2 separate regions of the Homo sapiens genome follow, and region 1 is linked to region 2. A link is an interaction called in ENCODE POLR2A ChIA-PET data of the cell type or tissue named here. Cell type or tissue: MCF 10A. All regions are shown on one strand. Links, peaks and the distances in the headings refer to the core of each region. The heading gives the core; the rest is flanking DNA. Region 1 overlaps SMOC1 (SPARC related modular calcium binding 1). Region 2 overlaps SUSD6 (sushi domain containing 6).

Evidence for each region. ChIA-PET counts read pairs that join two places held together with the same protein. Peaks named below come from ENCODE experiments on the same cell type or tissue, not always from the same donor. Only the 100,000 strongest peaks of a DNase experiment are listed, where the experiment ranks them.
Region 1: POLR2A ChIA-PET joins it to region 2 with 7 read pairs; 2 of 35 experiments call an interaction of 5 or more read pairs at or near these places.

What each region holds. Positions count from the first base shown.
Region 1 is chr14:70,016,650-70,022,018 of GRCh38, forward strand. The region is part of intron 10 of SMOC1 (SPARC related modular calcium binding 1); the gene reads left to right. Among named protein-coding and RNA genes, the nearest start is that of SNORD169, 41 kb to the left of the region's middle. RefSeq lists an enhancer at 4,163-4,457. In MCF 10A, for the core only: no CTCF peak of the experiment used is centred there; no DNase peak of the experiment used is centred there.
Region 2 is chr14:69,655,714-69,661,082 of GRCh38, forward strand. SUSD6 (sushi domain containing 6) reads left to right here. Exons shown (of 6, transcript NM_014734.4): 2 at 2,800-3,000. The coding sequence starts at 2,880. Among named protein-coding and RNA genes, the nearest start is that of SUSD6, 47 kb to the left of the region's middle. RefSeq lists an enhancer at 1,986-2,766. In MCF 10A, for the core only: no CTCF peak of the experiment used is centred there; DNase peaks (open chromatin) are centred at 2,438 and 3,138.

The DNA of each region.
Region 1 (5,369 bases), core at 290-5,289, 360 kb after region 2:
GGACAACTTTGCCGGCCCCACCTCTCCTCACATATTCCTTTCCTTCCCACCATTATGTTCCAGGTACTGGTTCTCCTCAGTTCTGGTTCCTCAAACAAGTCAAGCTCTTGCCTGTTCCAGGACCTCTATGTCAGTTGCTCCTAGAATTCAGTTCCCCATCTTCCAATGACTGGCCCCTGCTTATCTATTTAAATGTCACCTTCTCAAGTACCACTCAATCTGTAGGAGCTGCCTGTTCACCCTGTACCTCAGCACCCCTTTTTAACTCAGCCTAGCATATATCACGGTCTGATATTTTGCTGGCTTGTTGATATATTATCTGTCTCCCTAAACCCAAGGAGAATTTAAGTTCTATGAGAGAAGAAACATTTTCTGTCTTCTTCCCTCCTGTATTCCCAGAGCTTAGACTAGTGTCTGGAACATAGTAGGTGCCCAGTAAAATATGATAAATGAATAAATAGCTAGAGGGACGGGGGATAGATGGATGGATCCCTGTCTCGATAAGACCTCTTTCTGGCACACATCAGAGGGTCAACCAACCACCACAAGACCAAGTATAAGGCTGGAGCCAGCTGTCAAGTTTACTGTGGTGCTATTTTGTAACCAGGGCCCGAGGGTACCCTGGCCAGGACCCAGGGACTTGGAGCGCCATGCAGACAGACCCTGGCCAGTTGTCCCTCTTGTTTGATGGAGGAGCAGAGGTATGAGGCAGCTGGAGGTCAGGTAGCATGTCTGGAACAGGACTGACGAAGACAATTAGGAAATCCAGGCATTCTGAGTTTTGGCCTTGGCTGTGGAATTCAGGCAGAGTTGGGGCTACAGGCATGAGGTTAAGGAAGCCGCATCTGATCCCTCCTTTATCCTCTCAGACTCTAGTAGTTAAAGCTGGACATCAGCTGGGGCCAGGGAAACAGTCTCACTTGGGGACAGTGGGAAAAAGGGATAGAAGATGTTTGGACAGTGCAGAAAAAAGGTGCCTTCCTCCCAGTCTACTTCCTGTCAGGCATGGAGATGTTGGCTTTGCATCAGCTCTCACGTTTCAACCCGCCCCTGGTATGAGCTCCATGCTAGGTTCTGGGGCATCTGAAGAAAAGGGGATCATTTCTGGTCTGGAAGGGAGATACAGAACAACCATATGACTGCAGTATAAAGTCGGTAGGATAATAGAGGCTGAGAAAGTGTTGCAGGGACCCTGGGGAGCCAGAGCATGTGAGGGAAGGCCTTCCATGGGAGCAACAGTGGAGCCCCATCTTCCCTTATGAGTGGGAAAATGCCTGACCTAGATGGACCAGGGGTAAGGGCCTTCCAGCAGAGGGGACCATGTGGGTAGTGAGGTGTGAACAGGGTAGGAAGTGTGGAAGGAATTGTAAGAAGTAGTATGGTTTATGTTTGGGAGTCAGGCTGGGGACAGGTAGGAGATGAGGCTGCAGAGTTGAGCAGAGCCCAGCTGGTGCCAGGCCCTGGGAGTCAAGATGCAGGGCAGAAGGGAGCTGCAGGGTTAGGTGGGCATTTTTGCAGAGTCATCCTGATGGCACTATGGAAGCAGGATTGGAGGGGAGCAAGGCAGGCAGGAAGACGATAGCAAGTGTCAGCATGAAGGGTGATGAGGGCATGGACCGTGGGAAAGGGATGATTTGCTGAAGCTTTTGTAAAGAAATCAATAGGATTTCAAGACTTGCTACATGCAGGGAGTAGAAGAGTGGGAGGCATCTACTCCCTTTTCTGGCCTGATTTATTAGCAAAAAACAGTGCTACAAAGATCTAAAAATAGGCAGAGTAGAATGGGGTGTCTGTGAAAACTCTATGGCAGGTGCGTGGGAGGGTGTGCATTGCAAATATCAATGGATGATAGTCCCTCTTGGTGAATGTTTTCTGTGTGAGTGAGTTATCCCTTTGGCCCCTCTGGCCAGGGCTCCAGGAGGCAGTGTTCCCCCTTAGAACAGCCTTCCCACAGCACCCATTAGCATTTATCAGTCCCAAAGGAAGATTTCTGAGATCTCAGCCGGCAGAGTCTTCTAGAGCAGGGGAACCCTCTCCTGGCTTCACCCTCCCCCAGGGAAAGTCAACTTTGAGGGGAGGTGGGAAGGGCTGTGTGAGCCTCTTGGCCCTTCACGTGGTCCCCTGAGGGGAGACTGTACTGTGGCTTCCTCCTTCCTGCCCAGTGTGGTTGCCTGTTGATGGCTTTGCAAGGAAGAGGCTGGAATGTGGCTGACTTGGCATTTCCCAGCCGCACCCGCACAGCTGGCGGGGCCTGGACCCAACTCCAGACGGGGCTCAGTTGGTCTGCTTGGCTTGGCTAGTGCCTCCAGGCCGTCCCGCCTTACCTTCTCTAAAACTGCTTAGGACAGCAGAACTGGGCCCGAGATCTTGGCCAAAGCAGGTTTCCTTGTGGTAAACGGAGCTGGCTCTCCAGCTGTGCATTGCAGCCAAGGCCTGGTGGGGCTGAGGCTGCAGAAGCAAAACTGAAAGTGCTGTGGGAGAAGTGTAGCCTATGCCACCTCTGAAACTGGGAGAAGGCTCCTTGGGGCCAGTTTGGGGAGGAACTTGGCTCTAGTGGGTTTCCTCATCCCTGGAGGCAGAAGTCAACAGGACAGTCACAAAAACAGCCCAGAGGTAGGGCAGACACCAACGTTATTTGGCTTATGTTGTCTGAACCATAGTCTTCTAAAATCTGGAATCTGGTATCATTTGGGTGTGTCTTTTCATACCATATCCAAGGAAACTTGGATATTGTACCTACCCAGTGAGCCCTTTTAGTAGAAGTAGTACTTTACCCATGGAGAAGTCTGCAGTGTGGACAAGCGAGTGCTGTTACACTGATCCTAAGGAGCTCTTGCTCCCTCTAACTTAGGTCCCCAGCCTTTGCCTGATGACCAGCTTTGAATTCGGCAGTCCTGACCTCCAGTGGAATATATGTGTGCTTGTGTGAGACAGGTTGGGAGCCTGAGGCCAGTGTAATCCTGGAGCTGGGAGGGGAAGGGGCAAGGCTTTGGGCTTTCTTGGGCTATGGCTTTGTGGTTGAGGGGGTCTAACTGTGATGGAAAGTCTCCAGCAAAGACTGCTTGAGAGATTCCTGAAGCTCTGGGGGAGGCCTCCCTGCTCCATGCCTATCCAGCACTCCCCCAGGAAAAATCTCAGATTTTGTTCAGTTAACAGAGGCCTCTTGGGTCTTCTTTTGCACAGACTTACTGCTATGCTAGGACTCCTGCTGGATCTAAGTCTTAGCCAAGAGCTTGTACAAAGCATAGTGGGTACCTGCTGTCAACTTCATCTGTGACTTAAGGCTGTTGCCAGGCCAGAAACTTGATTTACAGAGTTTTTAAATCCATTGCCTTCAATAGTTTTGTTGGAAGTAGGGAAACTATCCCCAAACCCTTCCAGCTACTGTCTTTTGTCTGACTCCATCTTCTTCTTTAAGCATCATGCTTAAATATTCTTCTTGGGCCATGGCTAGAGCCTCCATTCCTCTAGATCAAGGGTTTTGTTTTGTTTTGTTTTTGTCTTTTTTTTTTTTAACCTGAGTCCATGGACTTTGAATGGATTTAGGGAGTCCATTAATCTGAAATCTGCAGACTTCTCTGTGTATGTCCATTTCTCTAGAGAGAGAGCTCACATCTTTGTGTAGGCTCTCAGAGGGTTCACAATCCCTCATGGACTCAAAGCTGAAATTTTCTGCTATTAATGTACTTGGAGTTTGGCCTGGCCAAAGTGTTGGATTCCAAAGATGACCCTAGGGCTACCCAGCTTACAGGTAGAGGTAGGGCTCTCTTATTTAGGGATTTGAGGGTTGTTTTGGCAGCCGAAGGAGTTCAGAAGCAGAGAATATCATGCTAGCTGGGAAGGAGGAAGGAAGGCAACAGGACCCTCGGGCCTCACAGGGCAGGCTGTGAGTCATGCCAGTGTTAGAGGGAGCCCAGAGGCACTACCTGGAGGGGCTCAGAGGATCTCTCCTGAGGAAGTGAATGCTGCACATCTCAGCCCAGTGGCTCAGCTGGGAGCCAGGCAGGGTGGGGGGCAGCAATCAGAAGTCGTGGCTGCCCTGCACTGGGAGGCCTTGATGGGAGTGAAGAGAGTCAAAATGTTGTTCTTCTGGCAAGGAGATGTCAGGAAGGGAAAATCAGAAGAAAGGCAGGGAAAGGGGCAGGAGTCAGATGATGGTCACTCTCAGGCATGGAAGGAAACTCTTGGAGGTTGTAAAGTCAGAAGAAGAACTGCTTCTTGCTGCAAAATAGCCCAAAGGAGGGTGGCAGAGCTCTATCAATGGAGTGGCTGAAAGCTGGACAGGCGGGAGCCCCAGAAACACGTGTTGGAGGGAGTGCGCCTCCCCTGGCAGGGCCTCTGGGTGGGATGACCTCATCCCTTCCCGTCTCAGTGACTGAGGCTTTATTATTCCAGCCTCTAGGTAGACATTACGCTATACTGAGCCTAAAGGTTAAAGGAAGAGCTGCCTTTGCCTTGGAACTCTCATGGCTCCCTGGCAGGAGGGGCTGAGCAGGAAGGTCCCTGACTGCCTCCCTCATTGCTTGAGAGAACTGAGTTCCTTCCTTGGGGGCCTTCTGTCTCTGCTCCACAGCCTGTGTCCTCCCTGCTGTTTGGGGAAAGGCAGGGACAGGCAGGTCACTCCCCTACCTGCACCAATAGAATTCCAACAAAATTTTCTGCCTTTGCAGCTGGTATGCACTGCAGGGGCCGTCTTAACAGTGAATATTGCAGGTAAAATAGGGAAAGATGGAAAACACCAGAATACTGTGTATGCTGGCAGAGACAAAATCTGAGTTCTTCAGTGAATAACTTCATGCCTGTTTCAAAGACCTCCTGAGCCTGGTTTCCATGACAGACTAAGCAGATTTCCTAAAAGTTAGAGGCAGCTGGCAGCTCTCCACGGCTCCCTCACACCTTCCGCCAGGTACTCTTTGAGTTAAACCTGTCACGATGAGGTCCCCTTGGCAGATCCACTAATTGCATCCTCCTGGAATCAGTCCAGGATGCCCGGATTACCTGCTCAAGACTGAAATTCAGCTAATTAGGAATAGGCATCTAACAGGGATGGATGACTGGCTTTTTTTCCCCCCGCATAATGGAACTTCTTTTTCCCTGAACTTGGACGTTACTTGGTGGGGTGGAAGAGGAGGGAGTTTGCTGGCTTGTTCACAGGGGAGGGGTCAGAGATTATCTCCCTTCTGGAAAACTCAGCAAACCCCAGAGAAGTCAGGGTGGCATGACAAGTGCCTTGAATAGTTTCCCCACCAGGAACAGCTTCAGAATGTGCAGACAGGCCTTCGACCCTGATCTAGGATCCCTCTGGAACAGTGAGCCCTCTGCCCCACTTCTGACCTCTGGTAGTCATGTGCTCTGTCCCAGCGCCCTGC
Region 2 (5,369 bases), core at 226-5,225:
TGCTTGAGCCCAGAGGTTCAGGTGAGCTGTGCTCACACCACTGCATTCCAGCCTGGATGACAGAGTGAGACCCTGTCTTTTAAAAAACAACCAAAAAACGCCAAAAAACTAAATTTAAGATTCTTTACCATTTGGCCGGCCCCACTGCTCTTCCCTTGCCTGTCCCCTCACACCCCACCAAAATCCTCTAAAATCCCTGCCAGTATGATCTTCCTAAATGAGTTTAGTCTTATAATTTCCCTGTTTAGAATCCTTGTAAGGGTAAAGTTTAAACCCCTCTGCTTAGCCCCTGCCTCCAGCCTCTGCCAGGAGTAATGTGCTCCCATAGTACTCTGATCCACTTGTATTTGGTGCTTCCTTTTTTTTTTCTTTTCCTTCCTTCCTCCTTTCCTTTCCCTTCCTCTTCCTCTTCCTCCATTCTTCCCTCCCTCCGTCTTCCTCCATTCTTCCCTCCCTCCCTATTCCTCCATTCTTCCCTCCCTCCCTCCCTCTCACATCCTTTAGGACTCAGCATCACCTCCTCTAGGCAGTCTTTCCTGACTACCACCACTTATGCACAAAACACCTAAGCACTACCTTATGTGGCCTCATTTATTCACTGCTTAAATATTTTTTATACACGTGCTGTGATGTGGCACATGCAGGTGTCATTCTTGATGATCCACTGGTTATTGCCTTGAGGGGATGACAACTGCCCGGTAGGGTTACCTGGTGTGACTGCACCTAAAACAGCAATACCAAAGGGCCCATTGCCAGTTCTGTCACTGACCAGCTGGGGCCTCTGAGTATATCCCTTAACCACTTTGGACCTTAATTTGGCATCTGTCAAATGAGATGGTGGAACTTGAGGAACTCTAAGGCCCCTACTGTGCAGGTCTTATTAATGATTACAACAGCAGCAGCAGCCAGTGTTTACTGAGGACTTACAAAGCACCAAGCACTTTGCCAGGCACTTTGTCTATCCTAATCCTTACATCAACTCTACGAAGTTAGTATGGTTACTATCCCTATTTTACAGATGAGGAGACTAAGGCTAAGAGAGGTTATATGACTTGACCACAAGGTCATAATAAAGAAACAGATTTGAATCCAGGCATTCTGACTTTACTGTTCTTAGCCACATAAATGGGCACACATTCGACACACAGTTTTGTGTACTGTTTGGTGGTCACTCACAGACTCCATCCCAGACCTCTGCATGAACCATCCCTGTTCTACAGTTTTAAAGGCTCAAACTGGAGTCTGGGTGAAACCTGGGGACAGAAGACTGCTATAGTCACAATTATTAGAGGGAAATGGGTGAGGACCAGTGGCCAGCTCTGTTCATGAACCTTTGACAATTCTCACAGAGAGTCTTGCTTTGGACAGAGACAACTTACGTTGCTGTTTTCAGTTACCCTCTTTAGGAGGGGAGAGTAGGCCTGAGTCATGCTTCAGACACAGATTAAAATCAGATTTGGTACCAGGTGCAGTGGTTCACGCCTGTAATCCCAGCACTTTGGGAGGCTGAGATGGCGGATCACTTGAGGTCAGGAGTTTGAGACCAGCCTGGCCAACATGGTGAAACCCCATCTCTACTAAAAATACAAAAATTAGCTGGGTGTGGTGGCGGGCACCTGTAATTCCAGCTGCTTGGGAGGCTGAGGCAGGAGAATCACTTCAACCCGGGAGGTGGAGGTTGCAGTGAGCCAAGATTGTGCCATTGCACTCTAGCCTGGGCAACAGAGCAAGACTGTGTCTCAAAAAAAAAACAAAATCAGATCTGGGTAGTATCCCTGGCAGAGTCCCAGGGGCATCCTTTATTAGGGTTATAGATGGCAGACTCCCTAATCTATGCATATAAAGCCTTATTAATGGAGAAGGGGGTGTGTGTGTGTAACTTAAAAAAAAGAAGTGTAATATTATATGGAATACCTGTTGTAAACTAAAATAACTGGCAAATGAAATTAAATAAGTTAACTGAAATATAATAGGCCCACACCATAATGTATTGTAATGTATCGTCAACCCATTTACCTCCCTAAAGGCTTATAGAAAAGAATCTTTAAAGTCTTGAGCTCTGATACACACACTCTTTCTCACTCTCTCTCTGTCTCTCTACTGGTTCCTATTTTTCTGAAGTCTTTGTCTGAACTAGAGTGGGTGGGTGGTAGGGCTAGTTAGCAATTGCAGCCCATTCTCCATGCCTCCCCCCGTCTCATCTTTTTCAGGGACAGCCAACATAATGTGGTCACAGGTGTGTTGGGTGAGCCTTGATTAATGAGATTCACGGCTGTCGAGTCAGGTCCTCCGGCTCATCAGCCTTTGGCAGTTTAGCAAGCAGGCTGGGGCCCTCAGCTCCCACTGCTGCATTCCTTCTCTAGGCGGTGTATTCTCTCTTTACGACACGTGTTCTCTCTCTTTTTTTCCTTTTGGTTAGTTGAACTTGTTCTGAGTCCAAGTGGCAAAGGCAAAGCCTGACTTGGGTGTAGCAGCTCTGTGTCAATAGCCGTCTCTCTGCTGGAGCCTCCAGGCAGGCGGTGGGGCAGAGCTGGGCAGTTTCTGAAAGCCCTGCTGTGCCTGACTGCCATCCAGGTGAGACAGAGCTCACCTCCTGGCTTCTGCACGCTGCAGGCCTTGTTTCCCCAGGGAGGAGTTGAAAAGCCACTTCTGTGCTTGCCTCTCCTGGCAGCAGGGATTCGAATAGTTGCTAGAATTCTCTCAACTTTGTGTGTGATTATGGCTTCCTTACCAAAGTGGCTGCTTTTAACTAACTTATGGCTGAAGTTTTCACTTTATGTCCTTGTTTGTTTGTTACAGGTGAATCAGCTCCCGGCCGACTTTAGGATTCTTCTGGATTTTAAATTTTTTCTTTTTAAAAAAACTTGGACGGATAAAAGATGTGCCATGGCAGGATAGCACCAAAGAGCACCTCAGTGTTTGCCGTGGCCTCCGTGGGACATGGAGTGTTCCTTCCGCTAGTGATCCTTTGCACCCTGCTTGGAGACGGACTTGCTTCCGGTAAGTCCTGACCTGCCTTCTGTGTGTGGGTGGGAAAATATTTAATACCATTGTTTCTCTCGAAGACTAGGACAGGGGACTCTCCTCCTGGCAGGCGGTTTCAGGGAGAGCAGAGGGTGGAGGGCTTTTGTGGTAAATATAGCAGGGAGCCAGTCCTTCTGAGGTCTAATGAGTCACCTGGAGGAGGGGCGTGTGGGAGCCTGCTGGTGGTAACCTTGTCACCCCTCTCCCCCAGCCATAATCATCATCAGGAGGACAGAGGTGTAAGGTTCAGAGCACAATATGCAGGTTAAGGGGACAGACTTTGGAATCAGACTGCCTGTGTTCAGTGCCCATTCTCACTACTTGCCTGCCCTGTGACTCTGAACAAGTTATTTTACTGCTGCAAGGCTCTGTTTCCTCAGCTGCAGAATGGGATAATAATAATACCTACCTCACTGGGTGGTTGTGAAGATTGAGGTAATAAAATAAGTATGTAATGATTGTTAGCTGTCTTTTGTTTGTTCGTCTTTCTGCGCTTTTTCTCAGAATGAGTGGGTAGTTGAAGTATTGTAATTTAGTGAAAATAAGACCCGGTCACTGACACTACAAATGTTGTGATCTTGGGCAAGCGACTTAACCATTCTAGGGCTCAGTTTTTCCCTCCATCAGATGAATGGGTTTACCTGGAATAACATTTAAAGTCACTTCTTTGCCCCTCAGTAAATGCTTTGATGATTCTAAGGACTTTGTGGTTGAAGATGGTGAGCTGGACGGGCCCTAGCAGGGGCTAGACATGCCCCATTGAGCCTTTTTGTTTGTTTGTTTGTTTGTTTGTTTGTTTTCAGAGAGTCTCACCCTGTTGTCCAGGCTGGAGTGCAGTGGCACGATCGTGGCTCACTGCAACCTCTGCCTCCCGGGTTCCAGCGATTCTCCTGCTTCAGCCTCCCGAGTAGCTGGGACTACAGGCTCATGCCACCACACCTAGCTAATTTTTTTATTATTTAGTTGAGACGGGGTTTCACCATGTTGGCCAGGCTGGTCTTGAATTCCTGACCTCAGGTGATCCACCCACCTTGGCCTCCCAAAATGTTGGGATTACAGGCGTCAGCCACGTGCTCGGCCCATTGAACCTTTTTGAGTTTGTACAGCCCTTGTTGCCTTCAACAGTGCTCCAGAGACCCTTCTAGGCAGTCTTTGTGTGATCTTCTAGACAAAATGTCCTTAAAGGACATGTTTGGGTGTGTACGGTAGGCCTCTGGGTGGTGTGCCACAACCTACCTCTGTGTCTACACTCCAGAATCATCATTGAACTCACCAATACTGGTGTTCCTACTGGACTTTGTTAGAAACACATACATGGCAGTTTCCTTGTCCAGTGCTTCCTGGAGAGGGATCTCAGAACTAGATCCTGGAAGGGGACTTTGGTGGGGACAGTAGGGGAGTGGTATATTGTGGCTGTAGAGCCTCCATAGTTTAGTGCTACTTCTTTCATTCTCTATCAGCTCCCACCACCCACTTATCCAACATAAACAGATAATGGCACAGTCTCAGCTAATCTTTTTTTTCTTTTCTTTTCTGAATTGTTGGAAGAAACAATTACAGATTTTTTTGTTCATTGTAGCCTTCTCCACTACCAACATATAGATGTGCCTTTCCTTCCACCCTATTCTGACACTTAACCCAAGCCTTTTCCCCCTAGGCATGAGGAGCCCCTGGCACAGCCCAGGGGGCCATGATGATTGGGACCCCACAATGTGGCCATCATGGTTATATGAGGTTTCAAAGGAAGAGAAGACCAGGCTATACCAATGTGCAACAAAATGAAGCAGAGCCTCCTTTCATAGGGTCACCCCAAAACCAGAGGAGGCCTCTAGAAGTGCTAGTTGCAGAACCACAGAGTGTGGTTGACTCTCTTATTCACCACTGTGTCTTTAGAGCAGAAGTTGGCAAACTGGCCCACAGGCCAAATCCTACCTGCCATCTGCTTTTGTAGAACCTTCCAGTTAACTGTTTATATTTTTAAATGGTTGGAAAAATCAGAAAGATATTTCATGACATGTAAAAATGTATATGAAACTTAAATTTCAATGTCTATAAAGTTTTATTGGAACACAGCAGTGCTCATTCATGTATATATTGTCTATGGCTGCTTTTGTGCTGCAGTGGCAGAGTTGAGTCGTTATGACAAAGACCATGTGGCCTGAAAAGCCTAAAATGTTGAGGCTTTAAAATATTTGGGTCTTTGTAAAAGAGGTTCTTCCCCAGCCCAGAACAAATGGTGCTCAATAAGTATGCATGTGAATGGAATGACTGTCAGAGCAGGAAGGAAGGAAGGCCTAGTCAAAACCAGCTTGGGCTTCAGAGAACTGTGCACTTGCTGCCCAGAA